Regions from separate parts of the Homo sapiens genome. Here regions 2 and 3 are each linked to region 1. The links are chromatin contacts, found by Hi-C or POLR2A ChIA-PET in ENCODE. All regions are on one chromosome and are shown on one strand. Each heading gives the region's core, a stretch centred on a gene start or an enhancer-like site at or near the end of the contact. The rest is flanking DNA. Distances are from core to core; before and after follow the strand shown. Region 1 overlaps SLX4IP (SLX4 interacting protein). Region 2 holds the start of LINC02871 (long intergenic non-protein coding RNA 2871). Region 3 has its middle 44 kb from the start of LINC02871.

The links. Hi-C counts contacts between places; a loop is a spot of excess contacts on that map. ChIA-PET counts read pairs that join two places held with the same protein, here RNA polymerase II (POLR2A). Pooled maps may share reads with other maps.
Region 2: a map of PC-3 shows a loop between it and region 1 (2.4-fold over the local background). The contact joins the promoter of LINC02871 here to the enhancer-like site in region 1. A Hi-C loop is called at or near these places in 4 of 168 maps with a recorded cell type or tissue (PC-3, Right ventricle myocardium inferior, aorta and 1 more), 1 of 37 single-sample maps with no recorded cell type and 4 of 50 pooled maps.
Region 3: a loop to region 1 is called in a map of chondrocyte, with 2.0 times the contacts of the local background. The contact joins two enhancer-like sites. A Hi-C loop is called at or near these places in 1 of 168 maps with a recorded cell type or tissue (chondrocyte) and 3 of 50 pooled maps. POLR2A ChIA-PET finds 5 or more read pairs at or near these places in 1 of 52 experiments (A673).

Annotation. Positions count from the first base shown.
Region 1 is chr20:10,557,131-10,560,476 of GRCh38, forward strand. The region is part of intron 3 of SLX4IP (SLX4 interacting protein); the gene reads left to right. Among named protein-coding and RNA genes, the nearest start is that of MIR6870, 91 kb to the right of the region's middle. RefSeq lists an enhancer at 1,613-1,992. Within about 2 kb of position 1,726, at least 8 of the 41 ENCODE cell types and tissues checked have a DNase peak (open chromatin) inside an H3K27ac peak, as active enhancers do; they include PC-3 and ascending aorta, where a contact is called at or near this core.
Region 2 is chr20:11,024,754-11,028,099 of GRCh38, forward strand. It overlaps LINC02871 (long intergenic non-protein coding RNA 2871), which reads left to right and starts at 1,791. Exons shown (of 4, transcript NR_146878.1): 1 at 1,791-1,821; 2 at 2,998-3,153.
Region 3 is chr20:10,981,251-10,984,596 of GRCh38, forward strand. No RefSeq gene overlaps it. Among named protein-coding and RNA genes, the nearest start is that of LINC02871, 44 kb to the right of the region's middle. Within about 2 kb of position 1,586, at least 8 of the 41 ENCODE cell types and tissues checked have a DNase peak (open chromatin) inside an H3K27ac peak, as active enhancers do.

The DNA.
Region 1 (3,346 bases), core at 476-2,975:
AGACTGAGAAATAAAAATCAGATTTGTTAAAATATAGTATATGGCGAAGAAACTATTGACAGTGGTGAAAAAACAAAAAGCCACCCTTTTCTGTGATAATTGCTTTTAATTAGCTTTTGGAGCTCACTAGAAAAAAGATCCCCACCCCCCAAAAAAGATTTTATAGGATAATACATTTTCATTCAAAGGATAATATTATCAAGACTTTGCTGTCATTATTTTGCAAAGAATACCTGGTGACCTAAAGCTGAGAAAAGGAAGGCACAAGGTTCTGTATGGTGGGATTTATCATTCAGGTAAATAACTGTGGACTCTTCTCTTCAGGACTTTTAAATATTTAGCAAGTCAATCAACATCTCCTACTGCCACTTACCTTCATATAATTCCACTCCTAGCTTACTAACGCATGTTGCTGTGATTCAAAACTGTTCACTCGTTTCCCCAAAGTGACCAATAGTCACCCAAGGGGACCTCACCCCAAAATCTTCTGACTTGACTTAAATTAACAATGTTATGGAATCCACCATTCCAGGCCTGTTCTCCATTCCCTTTCGGCTTTGCCACCTTAGACCTTTATCGGCCTTAGACCTTTCTTGTTAATATTGAGTCCGTTTTGCCCAAGATTCAGTTAATTTGGAATGCTTTAGAATAAAGCCCTGGGTGTGTGAATCACCTCATAGCCAAAGCGTGAGGCTAGGTTTTTGTTTTTTTAGGAGCCACATGCAGCTGCGTGGATGCTCATAGTACCTACTTGAGGGCAGCAGGGCATGACTTAGCAAAGCTGTGCAGTGCATGACAGGACCTGCAGAGCAGTGCTGCACTGGCAGCTGCAAGGGGCAGGTCGCTGTAGCAGGCTGAGCTTGCCTCTCAAAACCAAATGGTCGGTTTGCTGCTGCTTCTTTAATTTGCCCTTTTAAAATGTATATTGGCCAGGTGCAGTGACACACACCTGTAATCCCAGCACTTTGGGAGCCCAAGGCAGGCGGATTGCCTGAGTCTAGGAGTTCAAGACCAGCCTGGGCAACATGGTGAACCCCCATCTCTATAAAAAGTATAAAAATTAGCCAGATGTGGTGGCTTGTGTCTGGAATCCCAGCTACTCTGGAGGCTGAGGTGGGGGGATCACTTGAGCCCAGGAGGTTAAGGCTGCAGTGAGAGTTGTGATCATGCCACTGAACTCCACCATGGGTGGCAGAGTGAGACCCTGTCTCAAAAAAAAAAAAAAAAAAAAACAATTCGCTGATGTTAAAATTCCTCTGGGATCATTTGTGTGTGCGTAAGAAAGGAGAAAAGCTAGTTGAAGAAAGGCTATGACTTTAGCTTAGGTTCAGTGTCCCCAGGCTTTCATCTTCTTTATCCTTAGATCCTCTCATGATTGGGATTTTATGAGCAACCAATTTGATTCCATTTTAACAGTCATTTTATACAGTGAAAGCCTAAGAATATCCAGTTCCTTTTTAGAAAAAAGAACTAATTACATGTATTAACATATGTTTATTTTGAGTGCAGCACGAGTAGTCTTTGTACCCAAACAGTTGAAGTCAAACTGTTCCATGTGTCAACTCGAGGAAGCGAGCACAGCCCGTTAGCCTAGAGATGCCCTCTGCATCTCTGTCTTGAGCACTGATTTTAACTTGTTCTTCTTATCTGCCCCTCAAAGGTAGCTGAGAAGTTTTCTTTTCTTGCATTGTTGTGGTTCTGAAGAGAAAGCTTCATGACGTGTGGTGTGGTCGGTTACTGGTGTCTATCACACTGCACTTGGTCTACCTTGCATTCGTCAAACTGACTCACAGAAGGAAAGCCCCACAGCTAGAGGGAGAAAGTTTGTGTGTATGAGCCTTTGCTTTATTTTTGTCATGCTATTTTTAGTTTTAGCCTTATAGGGCATTTATAGCCAAATTTTAGCAATCCTTGTTTCCATGTATGTCTTTCACATATTTTCTAGCCCAGTCATAGTTGAACTCTGCATGTGAAGCAAAATTCTTTAATTGTTTTTTAAAAAAAAAAAAACCTATGAGGCGGCAAGGCTGCCTTTTTGTTGTGTGAACAATGCCGAAACACTCAACTGTAAAGGGATATCTCTGTATTCCATGAGGCACTGCATCTTTAGGCTGCAACATGAAAAGCAGGAGAGAGGAAACCAGTGTTTGTACTTTATCTAGAAACTCACACTCATGAGTTAAATCAAGGGTTTTCTATATTGTTTGAGGAGTACAAGTGTTTTTAATAAAGGAAAAGTTTTGCTATCATTGCTCTTTAGAACAGCTAAAAATTTTGTTGTTTTAATTTGTGAAGATTCTAAGAGATCAACCTGAGATGACATTGCAAGAAACCAGCAAAACAGGTTTGAGGTGACCTGGGCAACTCTGAGTTTTCTGCAGTCTTTGGGAATTAAACAGGAATCATCAGTTCTTATACATCAGTTCTTAATCTAAATTAAGAAATTTAGATTTGTGTATGATTTTACTCTCTTTTTCTACATTAGGTCACAATTTCCTGTTAGTGCAGGAAACAACTGCAAAGAGTATCTTCCCATTGTGTTGGGCTTAAATTTTTGTTTACCTTTATTATAAATAACACCAAAACAATAAAACAATTGACCTATCCTGAAACTTACTAGTGATAAGGAATACTGAAATTGAATTAAAACCATGTGTTTCTGTCGCCTAATAAATGTTAATCTACTTTAGAGAAATTATATTATTTTCACTGTTAGTACATGAGTGTAGTACGTTTTTACAAAAACAAAGGCATATACAGTATCATCAACAAGAGCGTAGAAGAAAATAGGATTAGTGATTTCCAGTTCTCTGCTTAACTCACTGCTCAACAGTTTCCTTCTTGAGTAGATTTGTAAACCCAAGACCAGAAACTAATGAATGATGGTGTTTAGATTTTTAAAAATTTTTAGACCAAGTTTGAAAAATGGGATAGTTTATATAAAAATTACTGTTTCTGACTCCTTTTGAACAAAGATCTAGCAACACTGTGCCTATAAACATGAAACAGTCCCCTAAAACCATGGGGGGCTGCTTGCTGTTGACTGGGCTGTGGTGTGGGTTCCCCATGCCGTTGCACCAGCAGTGGATGAATATGCCCTTACTCCTGGCCCCATCCCTGTCTACAGTCCCCTGGCCACACTGGGTGTTTCCCTGGGGCCCTTGATGCCAGCCAGTGTTGGCTCTTCTTGACTTATTTCTTCTATTTGTCACAGTACAACTGATTGATACTTATATGAAAGCATTCTTTACCATACTTATTACCTCCTTGCCCTGATGTTTACACTGAAATATTTTTATCTTTCTTTTAGAAATATGAAACTGAGGCAGAAAGAAATGAAATGACT
Region 2 (3,346 bases), core at 541-3,040, 470 kb after region 1:
ATAATAACTAAACCTTTCTTTATGCCAGATATTTTTATTCTGGACACCGGACTTTTATCAGATATAAAATTTGGAAACATTTTCTGCCATTCTGTGAGTTTTATTTTCACCTTATGAATGATGTCTTTTGAAGCACAAATGTTTTTAATTTTGATGAAGTCCAATTTATTTATTTTGTTTTGGTTGCTTATGCTTTTGGTGTCATATCCAAGAAATCATTGTCTAACACAAGGTCATAAATCCTGGCACCAATGTTTCCTTCTGAGAGTTTTATAGTTTTAGATCTTACATTTAGATTTTTGATCTAAAAAATTTTGATTTTGACTTTTGTTTTGAATAAATTTTTGTATATGGTTTGTGGAAGGAGTCCAATTTCATTCTCGTTGAGGTGGATATCTAGTAGCCTCAACACCATTTGCTTGGAAAAGACTACTCCTTTCCCCTATTGAATTGTCTTGGCACCCTTACTGAAAATCAGTTGACCACATAAATGTATGTGGGGTGGTGGCTGTTTTTCTCAGTCAATCTTTCTTCTCCAGCGGCCTTAAATATAACCCCGACTCATACAGTGGCCCCAGCTTTTGTCTCTGGTTGTGAAAGGCCACATGTTCCTGCAGGAGTTGAATTTAGGCTACCAGCAACTCTGTCCAGCACAAAGCTCAAAAGGCAGGACTACCACCTCTTACTTTGTTCTCTCTTCTTTCACTTACTTTCTGTTTTAATATTAACATCTACTTTGTTATGTGATTTTTTTTTGAGTAATTAAAATATTATCTATCTATCTTCTACCCAATATTTTTGTGTATGTATGGGGGGGTGGTGTTTTTGTGTGCTTCCTTTTATGTTTTGACAAAAAATAAATAGTACATATAATTCTTAGGTTCTGTGTCATGTATCTACCATTATGTAATGCTATGAAACGACCACAAATTATCAGCTGCATGCAACAATAAGCACTTACTACTCACAGTCCAGGGATGGTTGGTTGGAAATTTCTGCTGCTTTTGGCTAGGATCGTCTGATGGTCTGGGAGCTGAGTGGCTCTTGGCTGATCTAGGCTGGCCTCAGCTAGGATAACAAGGACATTCAACTTCTAGTCAGGTAGATTAGGAATTTCCTCATGGGATTGCAGAGACCAAAAAAAGGCAGAAGCACATTTTCAGTTCTCTGATACTCCTGCTAATATTGTTTGGGTTAAAATAAGTTGCATATCTGTGCTCAGAGTCAGGGGGTTGGAAGGTTATGCTGCTCATGTTGAGACAGCACTGAAAAGTGACATGGAAAAGAGCAAGGATATGTGTAGGTGTGTGAAGAATTGGAGCCATGTTTTGCAACCATTCGACCACAAGCGTTTAAAAAATATATATTCTATTACTCCATAAGAAAAAAAGAGGACGAGGGAGAGAAACATGAGGAGGATAGAAGTAACTGGTGAGAAATGAAGAAAATTAGGATTACATGATATTAATAATTGTTGAAGCCACCTAATGGGCACATTGAAATTTCACTATCCTGTGCTCTATACTTTCATGTGTTTGAAAATTTTTCACTATATAACAATAAAATGATATATAGTCTATGTTTGTTGGCTATAAAAGTCTTTATTCAGATATATTATGTCAAAGCTGTTATTTATTCAAATCTTTTATATTTCTAGTTATATTTTTCTACTTTTTAAAAAAATTTTTTAGGTAATTGTACTAAACTCTTCCACCATAATTGTGATCTCATCTTGGGATTTGCCAAAAAACATTTATAGCATGTCTGAGAAGTCCAGAGGAAGTATATATCTCCTCTTTGCTCCAACCTTCTTGTAGCAGGGTATGTGTTGAATCAGTCTGTCCTGAAATGTGTGAGTCTTTTAAAAAACTGAATACTATTGGTCATTTTTGTTTGGAGATTTCTAAGGCAAGAAGTTTGTCTAAGTACCCTAAACCAGCTGGGCACTGGGGGCCAGTGACAGGACTAGGAAAGAGATACTCATGTCCATTTCAAAGACTTTTGCCCTATGGAAGAGGCTTCTGTTAGCTTCTGTGACCTCTGGTGAGTTGATGCTGGCATTAGCCACTGGGCTGTCTTGCTGATAAATTGGCTAAATCATTAGACATATTCCCAGAAGGGAGTATATGGTGAATGGCTCATATGGGCCCCCGGGAAGGTGGCTGCACCTCTGAGGGTCCTTTGTGCTAAGGGAGCAGAAAAGGACCTCGCTCATGTGCTGGATAAACATATTTGTCACTGTTTTCATTATTTCCCTATGTATAGTTTTAAATTTTTCATTACAAAGTCATTTATTTAAAATAGTATGTATGCACTGGCAACCAATAATTTTCCCTTGGACACAGTCCTGTGGCAAGGATCCAATGTGATAACATATCAAGTTAACAGAATATTTTCAAAATACTCAAATTTGGTCTCATAAATTACTGAAAATATTCATATTCAGTATCATTGTTGTTGAATTAGATGTAGAAATAGGTGACAGTGGCCTTTTCCTATGCCCTGAAACCTCCTTTTGCCTTATTGCCACCTTTTGATGCGATGCTGAACAGGTTGACCTCTGAATCTTGAAGAGCCCTTTGTTTTCCCTCCTGATATCATGTTGGAATTTGGAAGAACAGTGGGTCTTTTGGTTCACTGCATTCCACTGGGACCCTTCCAACTCCAGCTCATTAGAAACACCCCCGAGCCTGAGGACTAACTATGATGTCATATGTCATAGCAATGAAGTAATTATGGCCGGCCAAGGCAAAGAACAATTTTATTTTTGCTGCTTTGAGAATTTTCTCATATTGCTTCAAATGTAACTCCCACCTTTCAAGTAAAAATTATTATAAGTAGATTCCCAGGGTCAAAAGAACAAGTGGAAACTTGTTGGATGGGGTCAACCTGGAAACTGCTGAGATATTTGTATACATATTCCCTTTATCTTGCTTTGGCTCAGTTTTTTTTTGTTCCTTTCAGGTGTGCCTAATATTATACTCTGTGTTTTGAAAGGTTTGAGGGAGAAGGCTGCAAGGAGTCCTGTGGGAGGCCCTGGGGTCTTATTAGTTGAAGGAAACAAATCATCATACCTTTAATACTGGCTCCAATTTGCCCCTTTCATGAGTAGTCTTGGAGAGATAATTGCTAATCTGGAATGGACATACTTCTGTAAGTTTATATCAAATACATTTTTTCCATTAAATAATATTTTTCTGTATTCCAATTTTGAGGAAAGTAAGTTAATTTAATTTTTCTTTTTCCTCTGATATACTTTTTAATGAATAGATTGAAAATTAAGGAGTGCCATTATATATACACTACTCACTTTAGATACAATGCTTTGAAAATTAATGAGTGCCAT
Region 3 (3,346 bases), core at 336-2,835, 420 kb after region 1:
AGGGCATCTTTGTGAAAGCAGTCATTATTTGCAGAGCCAACACCTGCTAACCTTTTCAGAGACTAATAGAAAATGGTTTGGGTGGTCTTGTAGATCTCATTCTTCTCTCCTAACTCTCCTATCTCAAACAGTTTAATTTCACTAGAAGTACATGTTTTCATGTGGTTTTCAATCACTGTGAAGGAAATAAAAGTTATTTTTGAACTTTTTTGAAGCATAAATCAGGGCCATTTATATCCATTATTCTCAGTGTTAGAAACACACAAAATATTTTAGTTGGCAATATGTCTTTTTTTCTTAATAGAATTATGCTGAGGCTAGGACCTCTTTTGAAACCTGTTTATTTTCTATATTATTTCTTTTGCCAGTCAGACTTTCTTAAGAGCAAAGGTTGTTACACTTGGGTTTTCTGTGTTGAGAATTCAATAGGGCTGAATAAATTTGCGGTCTCCTGATTTGCCAGTTCATATCTAGAACTTGACCTTTTTTTTAATATCCCATGTTACTGAAGCAGATTTACTAATATAATCTGGAATTTTTACTTTCAGGCCTGAAAGAAACCTTAGCTCTAACATTGTAGAACCTTGTGATTTTACAGATGTGGAAACTGAAGTATAAACATGTTCACTGAAAGTCAGACAGGGACTCATGGGAAAAAATACAGAAGCAGACATGGGACCCCAAATCTCTATCTTGTTCTATTCCCATTATGGCCAATGCTACAAACAGTATTTGACAATCTAGTAGCAAATAAAGTAATGTGCCATTTCCACTTTCTGGTTCATTTATTGAAGTTTTTCTGCCTACTCCTATCAATGCATAAATCATGGAAGGGAGTCCTTAAGACTCCAAAACCCAAGAACACAAGTTTATCATTTTTTGAATTTGTGGATTATTTATTTGACAGTGGCTGGCCTTGAGAAAAATCCTTAGCTGAAAAAGCATTTTTACATTCCTGAGAAAATAACTTTTCCTTTGGTCTAGCATTATTTATCTTTCCTTTTTTATAATAAATTTTATTATGTTTATTTTGAAACGTACTTTTACAAGGAGAGAGAATATTCTTTTAAACCCTCACAATCCACTTCGGATTCAACAATTACTGAGGGCTTGCAACACTTGTTTAATCTATTCCTTTTCCTCTCTGTTTTTTTCTGAATTATTTAAAAGCAAATTCCAAGTGTCATTTTATTTCACCCCTACATTCCACATTACACATCTCTAAAGAGTTATGGATATTTTGCTGCATAAACCTAATGCTATTATCACACCTAAAAATTATAATTACAAGGTCATCCAACATCCACTCAGTCTTACGACGTCCCCTCATTGCTTCAACAAACATTTTTAGAGTTGCCTTTTCTCCATTGTTAATATGCATGGCTATAGGTTCAGGGTTGTGTCAAACATTGCAAACTTAAAAAGGAAAGAAAGAAAGAAGATGAAGAAGTACACTTATTTAGCGAGGAGGGTTTTCCCAAATTCTCACAGCTCTAATCTGGATACCATTCAGTGTGACAGGCTTCTCACTGGGTTCCCACAGCTGGTTAGTGTTTTGAATTCCAGCCCCATGAACTCATCTCAGGCTACATGGGCTAATGCTCAGCGGCCAACCTAGAGCTCATATCTCTGATGACAGAGGACTGGAGCCAGCACGGGCACTGTCTGCCTCTTTCTAAATGCACTGTCATCTGTGTTATTCTTCCATCTTTGCTAAGAGTGAGTGACTCTAATGCCTCTTGGATGCATTTAAGCCATTACGGAAGCAAAATTAACGCCATTCAAGCATATTTTGTTGAAAGACCAATAAAATAACCTGCCGCATTGTGGCTGAGCCCCAGAATCCTCAGTCACACCTCTTCAAATTCACATTTCTGTCTCAAAGTTGAGCTTTAAGAAACACATATGAAGATAAAAGGGAGATAGAAAGTATAAATACATGTTCCATAATTAGATATGTAGTTAGTATAGGCTCTGAATTTTGATTATGACTTGCCTATCTAGCTCTTAACAGACACAGTTTCTTAGAGCAAAGGCAATCTTGTGCTTGGGATAAAGGAAACATTTGTTCTATAAGCTCCTCTATTGGAAAACATTATAGGCCCTTTGTTAGATGCCTAAGGGATAGTATTTTAGGGGCCCCACTTGACCTTGCCAAACATTTACTAGGCTAGACAGCACTTATTGAAAGATGCCTGAAATTTGAATTTAAAAAATTCCTAATGTAAATATTTTCTCTTCTCTGCATTTGCATTTATTTATAACAATGTGAGTGAGAATAGGTTCTGAGAAGGGGTGGGAGAAGAAAGTATCTATGCTGAACATTTTTTTTTTCTTTGAGACAGGGTCTTAATCTGGTTGTCCAGGCTGGAGTGTAGTGGTGCAATCTTGCCTCGCTGCAGCCTCAACCTCCCAGTCGCAGGTGGTCCTACCACCTCAGCCTCCCGAGTAGCGGGGATTACAGGCATGTGCCACAATGCCCAGCTATTTTTTTGTATTTTTAGTAGAGATGGGGTTTTCTATGTTGCCCAGGCTGGTCTTGAACTCCTGGACTCAAGCAATCCACCCGCCTTGGCCTCCCAGAGTGCTGGGATTACAGGCGTGAGCCACCACGTCTGGCCTACGCTGAACGTTTTGGACATGGGAAGTGCATATATTGGAAGAGTAGGTATAAAACACTTGGTGCCTATACTAATAGAGCTTTACATTCTTTCTGGGGAGTATGGGCCCTAAATGTACAAACAAACTCATGAGAAATATGATCGCTCATCTTGGAAAGCTGCTGCAAGAATAATCCTAGACAGTATCTATTGGCAGATACTTAAAGGGTGTCTGTGGTGGAAGCTACTTTACAAATGGTTTGACATTTGAACAAAAAAAACTGAATGAGTTAAAGAGCAAAGCATGAGCAGGTTGCAGGAAAAGTCCTCAAGGAGGGCACAAACTGGGCCTAGCAGAGGTAGGTGAAGGTGACATTTGTGACTGGAGCTTGTATGTCGCAGTCAGGTCATGAGGGCCTTGTAGCTCGTAGCAGAGAGCTTGATCTCAGGCCTGGATGGCATGTATACAGCAGGTATATGAACATCTCAACATGGTTGGAATTCTCAGACTTTAGTGGGTACCAGAATCACTTGGAGAACTTGTTACAGCTCAGATTGCTGGCCCTACGCCGAAGGTTTCTGACTGAGCAGGCCTGGGGTGGGGCCTCAGATCATACATCTCTAACATGTTCCTGGGAGGATGCCTGTGCTGCTAGCCCAGGGGACTGTACTTTGAGAACTATTGCTCTAAGGAGCAGCTGCAGGTGGGTGTGGCCTTTGTCCATCCTTTGCCGTTACCGCAGAAA